Regions from separate parts of the Homo sapiens genome. Here region 1 is linked to region 2. The links are chromatin loops, found by intact Hi-C in ENCODE. Cell type or tissue: MCF 10A. All regions are shown on one strand. Each heading gives the region's core, and the rest is flanking DNA. Links, peaks and the distances in the headings are about the cores only.

The links. Hi-C counts contacts between places; a loop is a spot of excess contacts. Peaks named below come from ENCODE experiments on the same cell type or tissue, not always from the same donor. Only the 100,000 strongest peaks of a DNase experiment are listed, where the experiment ranks them.
Region 1: a loop joins it to region 2, with 5 times the contacts of the local background. A loop is called at or near these places in 5 of 110 quality-filtered maps.

What each region holds. Positions count from the first base shown.
Region 1 is chr12:92,023,168-92,031,744 of GRCh38, reverse strand. The region is part of intron 1 of LINC01619 (long intergenic non-protein coding RNA 1619); the gene reads left to right. Among named protein-coding and RNA genes, the nearest start is that of LINC01619, 120 kb to the left of the region's middle. In MCF 10A, for the core only: no CTCF peak of the experiment used is centred there; a DNase peak (open chromatin) is centred at 3,234.
Region 2 is chr12:92,077,081-92,085,657 of GRCh38, reverse strand. The region is part of intron 1 of LINC01619 (long intergenic non-protein coding RNA 1619); the gene reads left to right. Among named protein-coding and RNA genes, the nearest start is that of LINC01619, 61 kb to the left of the region's middle. RefSeq lists enhancers at 7,131-7,425, 6,774-7,973. In MCF 10A, for the core only: no CTCF peak of the experiment used is centred there; DNase peaks (open chromatin) are centred at 4,977, 5,437 and 7,237.

The DNA.
Region 1 (8,577 bases), core at 137-8,136, 54 kb after region 2:
TAGATTGCAAAAATTTTCTCCCATTCTGTAGGGTGCCTGTTCAACCATTGTGGAAGACAGTATGATGATTCCTCAAGGACCTAGAACCAGAAATACCATTTGACACAGCTATCCCATTACTGGGTATATACCCAAAGGATTATAAATCATTCTACTATAAAGACACATGCACACGTATGTTTATTGCAGCACTATTCACAATAGCAAAGACTTGGAACCAACCCAAATGCCCATCAATGATAGACTGGATAAAGAAAATGTGGCACATATACACCATGGAATACTATGTAGCCACAAAAAGGATGAGTTCATGTCCTTTGCAGGGACATGGATGAAGCTGGAAACCATCATTCTCAGCCAACTAATACAGGAACAGAAAACCAAACACTGCATGTTCTCACTCATAATTGGGAGTTGAACAATGAGAACACATGGACACAGGGAGGGGAACATCACACACTGGGGCCTGACATTGGGTGGGGGTTCCAGGGGAGGGATAGCATTAGGAGAAATACCTAATGTAGATGGCAGGTTGATGGGTGCAACAAACCACCACGGCACTTGTATACCTATGTAACAAACCTGCACATTCTGCACAGGTATCCCAGAACTTAAAATACAATAATAAAAAAAAAGAATATAGGAAGAGTGCCAGGGTTACTTTGGCACTCTTCCTATATTGGTATGTTGTTATCAACCCAGAGTGAGCTTTCTTTTCATTAATAAGGTGAAAATAAAGAGGTGTATCAGTTCTGCACTGCTCCTTTCTCAGGCAGGGTTTTCTTAACTCTTCATAGAACAGAAACGTTCTCTCTTGAAGATTGAAGACAAAGGTAAACACTTGCCTGGGAAATATGGTTTTTGACTCTAGCTTTGAGGTTCATGCTGTACTCAGAACATCCTGTTCTTCTCAACTGACTGTGATGTGGTAGATAGCAGTCCCTCCCGGGCTGTTAACAGCTGAGCTCATTTTTCATAGATGCTGCTCAGTGAGGCTGAGGAAATGGGCCACTGCTGCTTCCTCCTTTGTCACTCTTACCATTAAGGATGGGTACTCCCGGTTTCTTTGAGAAGGCACTTGCCATCTTCTCTTAAATTAGATCTTTAATTCCTTTGAGATATTTGGCAAACTTAGATAGTACTGGAAGCTTAGTGAGTGGAAAAGAAATCTCAAAAAATCATTTGTTTAGCATAGGAGAAAGCTACTCTGTTGAACCCTGCTGTGATAGAGTTAGGAAACGAAGAGTGGCTTCTGGGAAAAGGTGTAATAAAGCCTGATACTGAGAAAAGACAGCATTAGTAAAGTCATCCAGCTTTTTAGGAACTGGAATTTCTGACTTCTCAATGACCCCTTCAGTAAGAGCTGGAGAAGTGGCTTTTTGTGCAACAGATATGTTAACTTCCGAATAAACCTGTGTTTAGTAATCACATCTATCACAAACACACAAATGTAATAAGAAAAAAAGTTTCATTTCTGTGGTCAGGAACCTGATGCAAAATTATTCCATTGCATTTGGAGATTATAAAGGCATAAGTGGAATAGGGGTGGCTTCTGCTGGTCACCAGCAAAGGAAGCTGTTTCCCTTCTGCCTCCTCTGCTGTGTTGCAAAGTGTCTGCTTTGTCATCCAGGAGATGGACAACAGTGGTGTCTGTTTTTTGGATGGCATTTGTTAGAGAGCATAAGGTATGTCCTGTGACTCTGCTTCTCACTGGGCAGTTCCAAAACTTGCCTTAGCATTGGAATAATGAAACTGCTTTAATAAGAACAGTGAGATCCTTTGTCAAACCCAGACCGGTTGAAAAGAAACACATAAGAATAAGGCCTGTCCATCTATAATTTTACACAGGTTATTCATACTATAATTAACCAGGGAGTCACTACTCTTGTCTTGCCTCATTGGGCTGGATAAATTAATCAATCAAATTAGCAACTTTTGCCACGCATTCATTAGGATGTGTAGACATGACTCCAGGGCAGGCCAGTCTTCAACTAGGAGCAGTGGGTAGGGAATGGAAGGTGACAATTAGAAGGATATGCCAAGGCTGAGCCAATGTAAGGAGCATTGAGGCATCATATAGGAAAGCCCAATATAAGATGAAAAGGATTCCTGGGATGTTCGTCTGCATGGATTTTAAAGACTGGGTTGTTAAAAGAACAGAGAGTGGCAAAGCCCACTTTGCTTCATTCAAGTTAATCAACATATCTCATTTCCATCTGGCCATAATGCTCACCATTTTTATGGTAATCATCATGGTCAGCAATCAGAGATGTGTGTTAAAACCCCATTCCTTCCAAACAGAGATGTGAAACAGAGGAAATCTAAGTCAGATATTTCAATGCAACATGTATGTAGGTGGTAGTGTAGTCTCCCTTTTACACCTAAGAGAGCACATCACATGCCCATTGACTCATTCCGTTATTTAATTAACCATCATTTATGGTTGAGCAGAACCAGTACTAATCAGGCATGGTGCCACATAGTGGGGAACAAATGAACATCTATTTTGCCCTCTAGATAGTCACAGATCCATGGATACATAAGAAAAGATGGAAGAAAGAAAAGGGCCGGCTCTCACTGGGGAGGAGAAGAAGGTGTGCTAGAGAAGGTGATGCCTGAACAAGGTGTTTAAGAATAAAACAGAGATTCCCCTGGGAAATGAGCACAGTCTTCTTAGACAGAGGCAATAGCTTGGACAAAGGCACAAAGTGGCCTGGTGGGCCTGAAGAAGTCTGTGTAATTTGCTATGACAGTGTGAGAGGGAAAAGTGGTGGGATGTGATCTGCTGATTTGGCAGCATCCAAATCATGCAGGGTCTTGAATGTTTCTGCTTCTGTTCTAAGGTAAAGAACTTGGCACAATCCAAAGACCTGAGCTCATAAACACACAGCAGAGGAGAACAGAGGCTACTCAGTTAAAGACACAGAGGAGTATCAACTAATTCTTGCGTTCATTTTGCACACACCTTGAGATTGGGTTTGTAGGAGTCTACCTCTCAGAGAAACTGGGTATTATAATAATACAGCAACTCATAACTTTTAGAGAACTGCTATATATTTTTCCTTGACTGCAGAATATGTTTTGAAAAAATGAATACCATTTCTAGCTTTAACTTTAAGATGCCTTAATTTGAGAGACCATTAGTCATGAAGGTGTTTCCATAGCAAATGTGTGTGGGATGTCCTAGCTTTGTTGGCAATGGTTCAAGGGAACTTATATCATTAAATTGGGATGAGGCCTGGCATGATGGTTAGAAAATTCATGGCACTGTTCCCATAGCACACGAGGCCTCCATTTAAGGGCAAGATAAAGGAAAGGCAAAGACCAAGAGGAGAAATGCTGGAATGAAAACAAGTAAAAAACGGAAGATAAAAATGGAAATCACAGTTCAGTGTGAATAATAGGAATGCAAATGGTACTACTAAAATAGGAAGGAACATTACTTTTCAAAAAGGCAAAGCAAAGGAAAATTGTAGTAGCAAAAGCATTTTGCATGGTAAAATTGTACACTGTGTATGCCTGTAAGAAGCAAAGCCACCTACTCTAATTTTTCCCAGCTCGATGCTGTGAATTTGGTGAGTCATTTTATGAAGGTTTACTATAAAGCCCCAATCTGCATATTTTTAAAAATAATACTCTTGGATTAAATCTTCTTTTTCCCAGCAGCTGCCTACTAATGGTCCCATTTTATAGACAAAATTTTTCACCTGGGCTAGTAAGTAACACACTTTTAAAAAAAAAAATCAGTAAGTTTATGGAATAACCCCTAGGGCTTACTGCTAAGTAAGAAAAAGTCATGGTGAAAAAAAATGTGTCCACCATGCTACTATTTAACTAGGAATCTGAATACAAATTTGCTTATGCTAAAAGCAATTGCAGGAAACGATTATTTATGGAGGAGGGTGGAAACCAGGTGGTGGGGGACAGGATTCACAGCTAGATATGTCTGAATCTATTTTGTTTTTGTTTTGAATTCAAAAGCATATAAATGTTTAACACGACTATAAAAAATAATCATGAAACAAAGCAATCTCTGAAATTTGAAAGCGAAATGACATGAATGAACCTAAGTCTCAAATTAGTGGCATACTCACAGAGAGGAATGATTTCAAATGATACAGTATGTAGATATCTCCTAAGAAAAAGAATTGTGAAACAATTTTACATTGTTTTTTAAAATTATTATTGATGATAGTGTTGTTACTGTTTACATCTGCCTGCCTGCCTTCCTGCTTTCCTTCTTTCCTTCCTTTCTTCCCTCCCTCCCTCTCTTTCTCTTTTCTCTCTCTCTCTTTCTCTCTCTCTGTCTCTCTCTCTCGTTCTTCTTGAGACTGTTGTGTGCATTATGGGATAAAGCAAGTGAAATTATGTTGGTATCAGGAACTAGGATTTTTGGTATGGAAGAAAGGTAATTTAGATTTAAGAGAAAAAACGTTTAAGTAAAAACCTTGTAGTCTTGGCCAGCTGTGGTGGCTCACACCTATAATCCCAACACTTTGGGAGGCCAAGGTGGGAGGATTGCTTGAGCCCAGGAGTTTGGGACTAGCCTAGGCAACACAGCAAGACCCCATTTCTACAAAAGAGATTTTTTTTTTAAATGGCTGGGCATGGTAGTGCATGCCTGTAGTTCCAGCTACTCAGAAGGCCAAGGCAGAAAGATCGCTTGAGCCCAGGATTTCAAGGTTGCAGTGAGCTGTAATTGGGCCACTGCACTCTAGCCTAGGTGATGGCCAGAACTTGTCTCAGAAAACAAAAACAGAGCCAAAAAGAAACCTTCTAGTCTTTAAATTATATTGTAATTATTAATTGAAATTGTGATGTATTTTAATGTAAAAATATAAATTCCCTGGCTCTATTGACTGAAAAGACTTAGCAATAATGACAAGGTAGGTAAAATGAGTATCTCTGGGTTCATTTACTAGGTTCAAAATCTAGTGCTCAGACTGTGAGCACTAAAAGGAACCTGGGATCTTTGGGCGAGAACTGATCACAGATCTGGGGCAGGAATTGTGTAACATGAACCTGGAATAATTTATCATACTGAAGGGCAAGAGAGCTAGCAGTGACTTTTGGGGCTATGTCTAAAACACTTTGGAGCCAGCTAGGGAAGCCTTTTTCTAGGCAAAGATGAGATGATGTGAGCCTCAATAAAATAATAATAACTACAAGAATTAAAACAATCAACTATGTTTTAACCTATAGTGTTTCCAAAACATACACACACACATGCACATGTGATTGAATAGTTAGTAATATTATATATTATTGTTAATCACCTCTAATTATGATAATGAATTGTGCTTAGATTTAAGGAAAAGTTCTTATTTCTGATTATATATGTATATATCAAATATATTCATCTTCATATATATTCATTCCTATATATATATTCATTTCATCTTCATGTATAAATTCATGTATATCTTCATATATACATATACATATGAAGATATACATAAGATGAAATGATGTGATGGCTTGGTTTTGCTTCAAAATAATCCAGTGGTGTGGGGGGGAATGGAATTAGATGGGGGTGTAAATAAAACAAGTTTGACTGTGAGTTGACAATTATTGAAGCAGAGTACATGGAGTTTATTATATTCTTTTTTCTTTTTTGAATTTTGAAATTTCAAAATATATTTGAAATTTTTCATATAAAAAGTTTAAATAAATAAATTGCTTTGCTCATCTCTCCCTGTAATCTGATGAGCCTGCTTTCCAGTGTATTTTCATGCCTCCATGGGAACTACTCAGTAAATGTTTGCAAGTCATCACGCTGCTGTTGTTGAAGATATTTCTCTAGCATTATTGAAGATTCTCATGGGGGATGAAAATTGAACAGATAGAGAAATGAATTCTAGGCGTAATTCAAGTCACTTAGTGGGTAACTCCTTTTGGACAGTTATGAGCTTTCAGACTTGAACATTTGATGTTTGGAGTTCTAAAAGAGACTCCCGTCTCAAAGCGAAAGACAGTAGTCTTCTTATCTAGGAGTAATACTTCTATGAACCACAAAGAAACAAAGTTTCTGAACTCAACTGGTCATGAAAATTGGCATGATGTGGTCTCATGACTGATTACATCCTCAATTGCAGGAAGACTCAATTGCTAATTATTTTACCATAAAGCAGTTGAGCTCATGACTATCTTTGGTCAGTAAGTATTTGTAATTCTTTACTAGCAAACTCCATGCTTCAGTGTATGGCATTAAGTCACTCTGAGATATTTGCTGTCATGCTGAAGGTTTTAATGTGTATAATCTTTCATTTATGTGGTACCTTTTCTTGTATTATTGATATTTTTCCTCTCAATTTATTTTTTCTGAAACAATAATTCAGATCTCTGATCTCCTGTGTATAATCCTATAATTGTGTTTTTTCCCCCCATTTGTTGTATTTTCCATCTCTGTTATTTCGATCTAATTTCTGGGCAATTTCTACAACTTTATGTTTCTAATTCTACCTACTTAAAAAATTCTGGTCAATCAGAAAGAATCCTTTCATATATTTCTCATGGTCTCTTTAAAAAATAGCATCTTATTCTTGTTTGATTTGTTTTGTGGATATAATATCTTTTTATATTTCTCTGAGGTTATAATATTTATTTATTTATTTATTTATATTTAGGGAGTACAAGTTTCTCACATGCATATATTGTATGTGAAGTGGTGAAGTCTGGGCTTTCAGTGTACCCGTCACCCAAAGAGTGAACATTGTACCCAATATGTAGTTTTGCAACCCTCACCCCCTCCTACCCTCCCACTTTTTGAAGTCTCCAATGTCTATTATTTCCCTCTGTATGTTCACATGTACCCATTGTTTAGCTCCCACTTATAAGTGAGAACATGCAGTATTTAACTTTCTGAGTTATTCACTGAGGATAATGGCCTTCAGTTCCATCCACGTTGCTGCAAAAGACATAATTTTATTCTTTTTTATGGCTGAGTAGTATTCCATGCCATATATATATATATATATATATAAAACATATATAAATACATACTTTATATACTTATATAAAAATGTATTTTTTATATTTATATAAAATGTGTGTATATATATAACTTCATTCAGTCTCCATTGGTGGACACTTAGGTTGATTCCATATTTTTGCTGTTGTGAATAGTGCTATGATAAACATATGAGTGTAGGTATGTTTTTTATATAATGATGTTTTCCCTTTGGGTAGATACCAAATAGTGAAATTGCTGGATTGAATGAAAGTACTAATTTTACTTATTTGAGAAATTGCTATAATGTTTTTCATGAAGGTTGTACTCATTTACATTCCCACCAATAGTATGTAAGCATTCCCTGAAAGTGTAACTTTTTAAGAGTTTTATTCTGCCCTTTGAATTATCTCTTTTCCCTCCGAGTTATATTATTTATTTATTTATTTATTTATTTATGTCTTTGCTTTTCATCTTGGTGGCGTACTTTAATACCTGGTAATCTTTGGTTGACTCTTCACAATAAGAATGATACTGTAAATAGCTGATCAAATGCTCTGTGTATGAGGCTGAGTCTTATTGACTGCTGAGTTTTCTAGTAACTAACTCATTAATTGGGGGCCCCCAAGGCTGATATGGCATAGGTATCATTCATTCAGAGAGGTACCAGGACTCTCAGAACGCACTGGTCATAAACAAATCATTCAAGAAGACTGTGTGTACAGACTGAATTCAAACTCAACAGTAGTTCTGTCTCTTAGACAGGATGGTTTCCTCAGAGAGGACTTCTCTAGTCTCCTGTCTTGGGTGAAATAGGAATAATAATCCCACCGTCAAATTTGGAGGGTTCTGGGAGGCCATTTTTTTTTTTATGTGTCCATGGATCTGTTGCCTAGGCTGGAATGCAGTGGTATGAACATGGCTCACTGCAGCCTCAACCTTTTGGGCTCAAGCAATACTGCCACCTCAGCCTCCCAAGTAGCTGAGACTACAGATACACACCATCATACTTGGCCGTTTTTTTTTTTTTAATTTTAATTTTTAGTAGAGATGGGGTCTCACTATGTTGCCCAGACTCATCTCTAACTCCTGGGCTCAAGACATCTTCCCGTCTCAGCCTCCCAAAGTGTTGAGATTACAGGCCTGAGCCACCATGCCCGGCTAGCGGGAGTTCTTTCCATAGGATTTCATTTAATCTATTAGCTGTGCTTCCTGTTCCTGGAGCTCAGAGCTTCTCAGATTTAATTTCTCCAGAATCATTACTTTTCTGTCTTCTCAGCTTAGTTAGAGGTAATCACCTAGATATTGGAATAAGGGAGGACACTTGGGGGTCTGATTGTTTTTTATTTAGTCAGACTTCCTTCTTCTTCTTCTTTTTTTTTTTTTTTTTGAGACAGGATCTGGCTCTGTTGCCCAGGCTGGAGTACAGTCAGTGGTGAGATCTTGGCTCACTGCAACTTCTGCCTCCCTGGCTCAAGTGATCCTCCTACCTCAGCCCCCCAAGTAGCTGGGACCTCAAGCGCATGCCACCACGCCTGGCTAATTTTTGTATTTTTGGTAGAGACGGGGGTTCGCCATGTTGCCCACGCTGGTCTCGAACTCCTGAGTTCAAGTGATCCACCCACTTC
Region 2 (8,577 bases), core at 318-8,317:
GCATTCGACACATTAAACATAGGTTAATGTGAGTAAATATTTACAGAAAACTGGTCTCATGACCTTTCTGTTTCTGGGGTAGAGTTCCATTACATTGGCCAGTAATGCACTTTCTTCTTTTTTGGGGCTACTGCTGTCGGGGGTGGTAAACTGAATCATTAAAAATGAGCTGTAAAAAAATATCTCAGAGTGGTGTTTTGTTTTTTCTATTTTGGGTTAATTTGATAGGAAGAGTACATTTGGGGAGATGTGAGTAAATAGTAATAGCTCATTTTACAACAGGCTGTGTGTCTGCATGTGTGTGTTTGTGTGTGTGTAAATGTGTCTTTAGAACATCTGCACTCCTCATGCTTTATAAATGCTGTGACTCCACACTTGAAGACACAGTAATGAATGGTGTCAAGAACCAAAAGCAAAAGCCAAGTTCCATACTGCTGTGAGGATCCGGTGGCTGTGCTGGGCTGTGCAGTGTGGTAGAAAAGAAAAAGACAGCTGGTGATGAAAAAAATCTCTGTGAGCTTTCCCTGCTCATAGTCATTCTTGAAACAATGATTTAGTGAACTTTTTTTACTCATATGAACATACAAATAAGCCTTCTGCCCTCTCCACTTCCCTGCCAATCTTTCTAATTTTCCACTTTATTGGTTGATTATCATATTTCTCAGAATTCTCGGGTTAGTTTTTTTTTTCTTTCTCATGTGAGAACAGTGGTTCTTAATTTTTTTGGGAGTCACATACTTTTGAGAATCCCATGAGAGGTAGAATTTTTCTCTTAAGAAAAATTCATAGGCTGGGTGTGGTGGCTCATACCTGTAATCCCAGCATTTTGGGAGGCTGAGGTGGGAGGATTGTTTGAAGCTAGGAATTCAAGATCAGCCTGGGCAGCCAAGCAAGACCCTGTGTCTAAAAAGATTAAAAAATAAAATAAAATTAGCTGGGTGTGGTGGCACACACCTGTGGTCGCAGCTTCTTGGCTGAGGCAGGAGGATCACTTGAGTACAGGAGCTTGAGGCTGCAGTGAGCTATGGTCTTGCCACTGCACTCCAGCCTGGATGACAAAGGGAGACCCTATATCTTAAAAAAAAAAAAAAAGAAAAGAAAAGAGAAAAAGGAAAATTCACAAGGACTCAGAATATCAGGAAGCCCAGAGATTCCCCAGAAGTTCAATCCCCACTGTTCCTTGCCTGCTTATAACACCTTTCACTTGCTACTTGGCGAACTGCTTCTGTTTCTAATGTTGATTGAGCAAAGATGTCCTGTTTCTTCTGTATAATAAAGAAGCAAAATAACAGAGCAGGAAAAGTGAGTTCCTTCAGGCTCACAGTCCCTTGGTAAGAGTCTTTCTCCTGTGTTATTCTTTGAAGAGTTGTCTAATGGACTCTTCTTTCTACCAGGTAATGATGATACTGATACACTGGAGTAAAAAACGATTATTGAGTTGGTTTTCCAGAAATGAGAATACATTGTGTATAATGCTATGTACCCTTTACCATAGACCCTCTTGAACCCAAAGTATATATTTGCAAGATGGCATCCCTATCAGATGAGGTCTTTGGTGATAGAGCTGAAAAAAATTAACTGTTTCCTATAGGAATCTTATCTCTGATTAGACAACAGGTCTAGAACTAATAGAAAAAACTAAATGTCTGTGTTCCTCAAATAAAGAAACATCTTAAAAATATCATAGGTATTCAAGATCGCATGTCTACTGACTCCAATTTGAAAAATGCTGATTTATAAAGCTAAAGTATTATTCTAAGAAACTGCTTTTTTGTTCCAATTGTAAGTGGTAAGAGTTCTTGTGTTTTGCACAATAATGGCTCCCCAAAGACATCTATATTCTAATCTATAAACATGTTGCCTTACATGGCAAATGGAACTTTGCAGAAGTGACTATGTTTAAGGATCTTGAAACAGGGAGATTATTCAGGTGGCCCCAATCTAATAATCTGAATTCTTATACTTGGAGAATCTTTCCAGTCTTTAGTCAGAGAAAGAGATGTGACGATGGTAGCAGACTCAGACACGTGCTTCATCACTGGCTTTGAAGAAGGAAGAAGAAGGCTGCAGGCCAAGGAATGCGGCTACCCTCTAGAAGCTGCAAAGGCAAGAATGGTTTCTCCTCTAGAGCCTCCAGAAAAAGCCCAGGCTAGCTGACACCTTGATTTTAGTCCAATGAAAACTGTGTCAGGTGTCTGACTTCCAGAACTGTAAGATAACAAATTTTGTTGTTTTAACCCACTAAGTTTGTGGTACTTTGTTATAGCAGTAATAGAAAACTAATACAGTTTTGTTGTTAAACTATACAAGATTTAAAAAATATATTGTTAACATGCAAAAATAAAAATAAAAAAATTTACAAAATTCATGACCTCTGAAACGATGTCTCTGGATATTCCAACAGTCCTTGGTTCTGAGAGTGAGAGACACCACTGTATTTAAATATTTAAGGAGATGCCAAGCACGGTGGCTTACGCCTGTAATCCCAGCACTTTGGGAGGCCGAGGCAGGGGAATTGCTTGAGTCCAGGAGTTGGAGACAAACCTGGGCAACATAGAGAGACCTCGCCTATAAAAAATAAAAAATTAGCTGGGTGTGGTGGTACGTGCCTGTAGTCCCTCTACTCGGGAGGCTGAGGTGGGAGGATCGCTTGAACCCAGGAGGCTGAGGCTGCAGTGAGCTATGATCACACCACTGCACTCAGCCTGGAAGACAGAGTGACAAAATTAAATTAATTAAAAATAAATAAATACTTAAGAAGCAATTGATAAAAGGATTCATAGATCTTTCTTTTTACCTATGCTTTTGTTGAGCAGATTTGTAAGTTGTTTAATTCATTGTCTCAAATTTGGTGGGCTTATTTTGTGAAATAGTTATCTTTCCTCATATGCCAAGTCACTTTCCCTTTCAGTTATTTAAACTAATCATCTCTCAGAGCTCAGATTTCCAATAGTAGCCTATAAATGATGCATCATAGCCTTTAGTAATGCATTTTATAATCATCAGAAGCTGTGCATTATTTTTTTGCATAATTCAAAGTTTTTCTGTTTAGCATTAAAATAGCAGATTGGTTTATTTGCAGTGAGATTCTTTCAACTAATAAAAACATAGCTAGTTCTTCTTAGTAATACTTTGAAATCTAACTGTGTTATCTCTTGGAATATTTTATTTGTACCCTGTGGAAAAATATGCATCTCATTCAGACAATCATGTTGTCTTCTCTCTGTCTAAAATTATTGATACATTGATTTTAAAAACACTCATACACACACAGAAATAGGGAGAGAGAGAGAGAGAATATATATAATAGGTCAAGAAAGAATTTGAGAGGTTACCTCTTTCTTCAGGCAGGACTATATCTGAATGATTCTGAACAGATAAATATCTATCCTAGGAATGGAAATGAAATTTTTTCCCCTAAGGGAGCTCTAAATATATTTCAGTCTGCTCATTTGCAAGAGTCATTTACATTGATTTCCATGAACCATTCCTAGGTCTATTCTTCATACAACCCTTGACTTATCAAAACCTCTCTTCCTCTCTTTCTCGCTCTCTTTCTCCTATTTATTATTCATTCAATTCATATTGAGTGCCTACTCTGGGAATGGTCTTGTGCAAGGCATTATGAGAATCTCTGAGAAGTGAAACATATAGTTCTACCCCAAATAACTTACACTCTACTGGGGAAGCCAGAGTTTGGGCCTAAGGAAAAGTTAAATGACTCCACAAGAGATGCTTATAAGATATCAGACAGTGAAGTGCAAATGAAGGATAATAACAGATAAATATGAGTAATGATGATGGCAGAATAAGCGTCTGTTGAGTACCTGCTGTATGCTAGGCCCCTGTGTGTGTTGTCTCTTTTTAATCCTCAACAAACTGTTGAAATAAAGATTTTTATACCCATTTATATAATTACAAAATATTGGATATGAGTATTCAAACTGACTCAGCTTTATCTGAATCTAAAACTCATGTTCATTTCACTGGGCCACACTTTCTTTGAACTTCACAGAAAGCAATGCTCCCTGTGGACTGAAATGTTTCTGGAGGAAGTAGCAATTGTTAGATTCCTATATCAAGCATCTACGCTGTGTCAGGCACTTGCTAGATCTGTACTCCCATTGTTAAAAATGAGGAAACTGAGGCACAGAAAGGCCAAGTAACTTGCCCACAGGCACGTATTAAGAAAGTGTTACAGCCACTATATAAATCCCAGATAGTCTGATTCCCAACGTAATTCTGCCTCCTGCTTTGTGCTGGATATCAGAGACATAATTTTGAGTGGCACAAGAAGGTTTTCTTAGTCTTTATAGAGTAATATGGAAAGAAATGTATATGATGAAGTGTGATAACTATTTTGATAGAGGAAGTAGAATGCTGTGGGGATACAGAAAAGTGTTCATAATCTAGACAAGAAGAAAACAGAGAATGCTTCCAAAGGAGAAGTTTTTAAGTCAAAACCTGAGGGATGAGTAGAAGAGAGCCAGGGAAGGAAGAAAGGAAGATGGGCAGTTAGTCACAGCCTATACCCTAACTCAGTGATTCGTTCACAAAGCAGCCAACTGCTTCTATTAACGTCTTCCCTCAATATCCACTGGGTTCACTCCTTAATTTCATTTAGGTCTTTATGCAGATGTGACCTTCTTACTGAGATCTCACCACCCTATTTAAATTACACCACACCCCCACGCTACCAATTTCTCTCCATGTCATTCATTTAACTGCCTGTTTTATTTATTTGTTGTGTTTTAAAATTGTCTCTTCCCTCCCATATGAATATGTGCTCCCTGAGAACAATTTTCTTTCTGTTATTTTCATTGCTATATCTTAAGCACCTAAGACAGTGCTTGCAACATAATAGGCTCTCCATAAATACGTTTGGGCTCTCCATAAATACTTGCTGAGTGAATGTTGAGTGGATGAACTAAGAGTTCCATAAATTCCTGACTTCATGATTGCTGTCGCATGTGACTCAGACATACTTTCACTCAGGTTTCTCAGTAAACACTTCCCGATGTCCTTAGAATGTCATGCTCCATTCTAAATACTCTAGGAGGCCCCAGGCTATGTGGTGGGCAGGTTCCTTTCACCAGGGTGCTTTTTATCTCCCTAAACTCAATAAACCACAAAGAGAATTTTCTCCAACTTTGTGTAGTACAGTGGCTTTTAGTTTCTGTTTCTATCCATCACCTGCACAGTGACAAAGACTCTCTTCTGTGCCAACTTTAGTCAGGGTCCTTTGAAACTTCTTCTCGTCTAGGCTTCTAATTTGGCCTGTTGAGCCCCATTTTTGCAAATAATCCTGCTAAGTCCTTCAAGAATCTCTCATCCTTACCAATTGTTGATCCACTGACCTCCTCACTCTCCTCATTGGGTATAAATCTCCAGCTGTCTTTGCAATAATTAGGAGTTGAGTTCAATCCCTCTCCTCTTTTGCAATAGTCTTGAATAACATCTTGGCTGTTTGTAACAAGTGTGTGGTGCAAACATTTTTTATTTGGCAATGTTCTCTTTTCAATTTTATTTCCATAAAGAAGTTTGTTTCTGCTGGGCACGGTGACTCACGCCTGTAATCCCAGCACTTTGGGAGGCTGAGGGGGGCAGATCACGAGGTCAGGAGTTCGAGACCAGCTTGGCCAACATGGTGAAACCCTGTCCCTATTAAAAATACAAAAATTAGCCAGATGTGGTGGTTCACGCCTGTAGTCCCAGCTACTCGGGAGGCCGAGGCAGGAGAATTGCTTGAACCTGAGAGGCAGATGTTGCAGTGAGACAAGATCGCGCCACTGCACTCCAGCCTGGGCGACAGAGCAAGCCTCCATCTCAAAATAAATAAATAAATAAATAAATAAATAAAGTTTATTTCTAGATCTCTTTGCCCAATTAATCCTCTGAATCTCATCCCTGTGGTACCTTCCTGTGTTATGGTGTTTGTCACACTAAAATTTAATAATATGCTTTCTGATTTTTGCTTAATTAATAAGACCTTTGGCTTTTGGTTGACTATGTTTAAATATGAGTACACTATAAAAATATTTAATATATCAGAGCCACTATATGTAGCCTGTTTTGTCTATGTCAATAAACTTCTATTATTTTCTCAGATAGTTTGCTTTATAAACATAGGCTGACAGTTGGTACTTTGCTCCTTTTTTTAATATTCAGATGAAGGTACTGAAGCAGAGATTCCAAAGCCTGTTTTCTGATCGCAACAGAATCTAAAGACCTTAGAGGAGGCAAGAGTAACTCATTTGATCAGAGAGGAAGAGGAGAGAGGAGACAGAGAGAGAGAGAGAGAGAGAGAATGAGAGACAGACAGACTGAGTAGAATGAGAATATTAGGTGCCTGACTAGGAAACTGCAGAACAAGGTGATTACTCCTTCATCCTCCCCCTCCCCTCATGGAGTTGCCAAAGAGACTTGAAGTTATATTGTCCTGGTGATGGAACACTGTGGTTATGGTTACTGTGTAACTTTTGAAAATAATTTTTGGAATCATTGGTTTGCCAAGTAAAGTCCATTCATGTGCTATTATGTCATTATACCAGGAGAAGAATGGCATATTAGAAATAAAAACTGGAAAGAAAACTTGAAGTTAATGTCTAGTTTCTGCCCACGTGATGTGACTGGACCTTCTGTATAATGATGGCCATGCTTACAGCAGTCTGAGCAGACCAAGGTCAGAATAGCAACCTGCTCCCTGCTATCACTTCTATTACAGTCACCTCATTTCAGCCCTTGGACACAAAGCAAACTTTATTTGGAATTTTCCTGGCTGGTGAGACATCCACTCAAGGATTTTTTTTAGGTCATCTATTTCTTGTTTCTCCAATATGGATTCAGGAAAAAAATGGATCTAATTATGAACCTTTTGATCAATCAATTAGATGTTTCCTTGGTCTTTGAGCAGAAACTTAACATGGAATTCCTGAAGGTCAAATACATAACTCTGAATAAAATATTGAAGCGGGTTTCAAGTTTCATAACTACTGAATTTTGAGATAAGTGTTTCCATATGTTTCTACTGATGAATCAACCTATAGTCACTTCATAGTTTCACTCAAAAACATTTTTTTCCTTTCCCAGTTTTGTTTTTCTATTACATTTGTGTTTCTCTTCATCCCACATGAAATCTTCTATTCCCAAGAGAGCTCCTGAATGAGAAAGAAGAGAGGACAAAACAATGAAGTGTGAGCACGGAGTCAGTTGGGCAAAGTCCCAAGATATCTTCACAAGAAGGAATAACAAGGGTGGAGTGCACAGTAGGAGCAAAAAGTTGCTGAGTCACATAGAGACTAATGTTCCCACACTAGGATAGGAAGATCTTGGTACACAGACAACAGTTTGTCTGCAAGTCTTTTCCAGGGTTACTGGGCTGCCTAAACCAAACCACCCCTTCAGGCTTACAATAGTATGATGTTCAGCGACTCATCTCTTAAGACTCTTCCTTTTGACTCTTGTCATGCCTTCCCCATAAAGATCATTTCATGAATGGTTTGTCTGTGGTTCAGAGAGAGACATGTAAAAAGCTTAAATAGTATAAGGTAGGGTCTAGGATTAGTGAATTAATTCAACACATATTTATTGAACATATATTATGCATCAGTCATGTTTTTCTCTAGGAATTAGAAATAGAGTTATGGGTCACTGCTCCATTGAGCTTCCGTTCTAGCGATAACTGGGGAGTGGTGAAGAAGTCAGACATTCAGCAGATAAGTCAATGAACAAACATGATTATTTCTGAAGGTAACGTTTACCAAGGAAATAGGCCTGGGGGTTACCACTGAAAGTGATGAAGGGAAGGTGGAAGTGAAGTGTTCCAGGCAGAGGGAGCATCATATGCAAAAATAGCATGTGCAGATGAGAGTGGCTTCCATCCTTTTTTTGTCAGCTTCAAAGGCTTCTAGGAGCCATGGCAGAAGCTGTGATATGCCCAGAGGGCCCTGCAGTCTGTTGATGTTTCAAATCTAGGGAAACACAAGGGCCCTAGGCAGCATAGCCCTGACCTAAGAAAAAGAGGGTGATTAAACACCTCATGTCTTCTTTTGTCATTTTTGCTATTTTACCTCCCCTCTCAGTCTCTACCCACTTCTAGAACAATCTCATCTTTAGGGGTAGCTGCAAACAAGTCCCCATGGAAATGCTGAATAAAAGTATTTGAGGAACTTCTGTAAATAACTTTGAGAAATGATACCATAATTTCACTGGGCTTTGAAAAAAGTGCTACACTGTGGAATAATGAGTTTTATTGTAGTACATTAAGTCACTGATTCTCAACTGGGAGTGATTTTGCTCCTCTGTCTCCTTCCCCCAAGAAGACATTGGTAATGTCTGAAGACACCTATGATTGTCACAACTTGGGATATGAGACATCTAGTGAGTAGAGACCAGAGAGACACCATTAACCATGTGATAGCACACAGAACAGTCTCCCTACAACAAATAATTATCTAGGCCTGCATAAAATGTTGAATCAAAGCTCTTGTAGTTCTTCTTACCAGCATAGATTTAATCTTTCACATCAGTGTCCGGTGTTGTCAGAGTACAGAATGGGTTCCGTTTCTGGAGATTGTT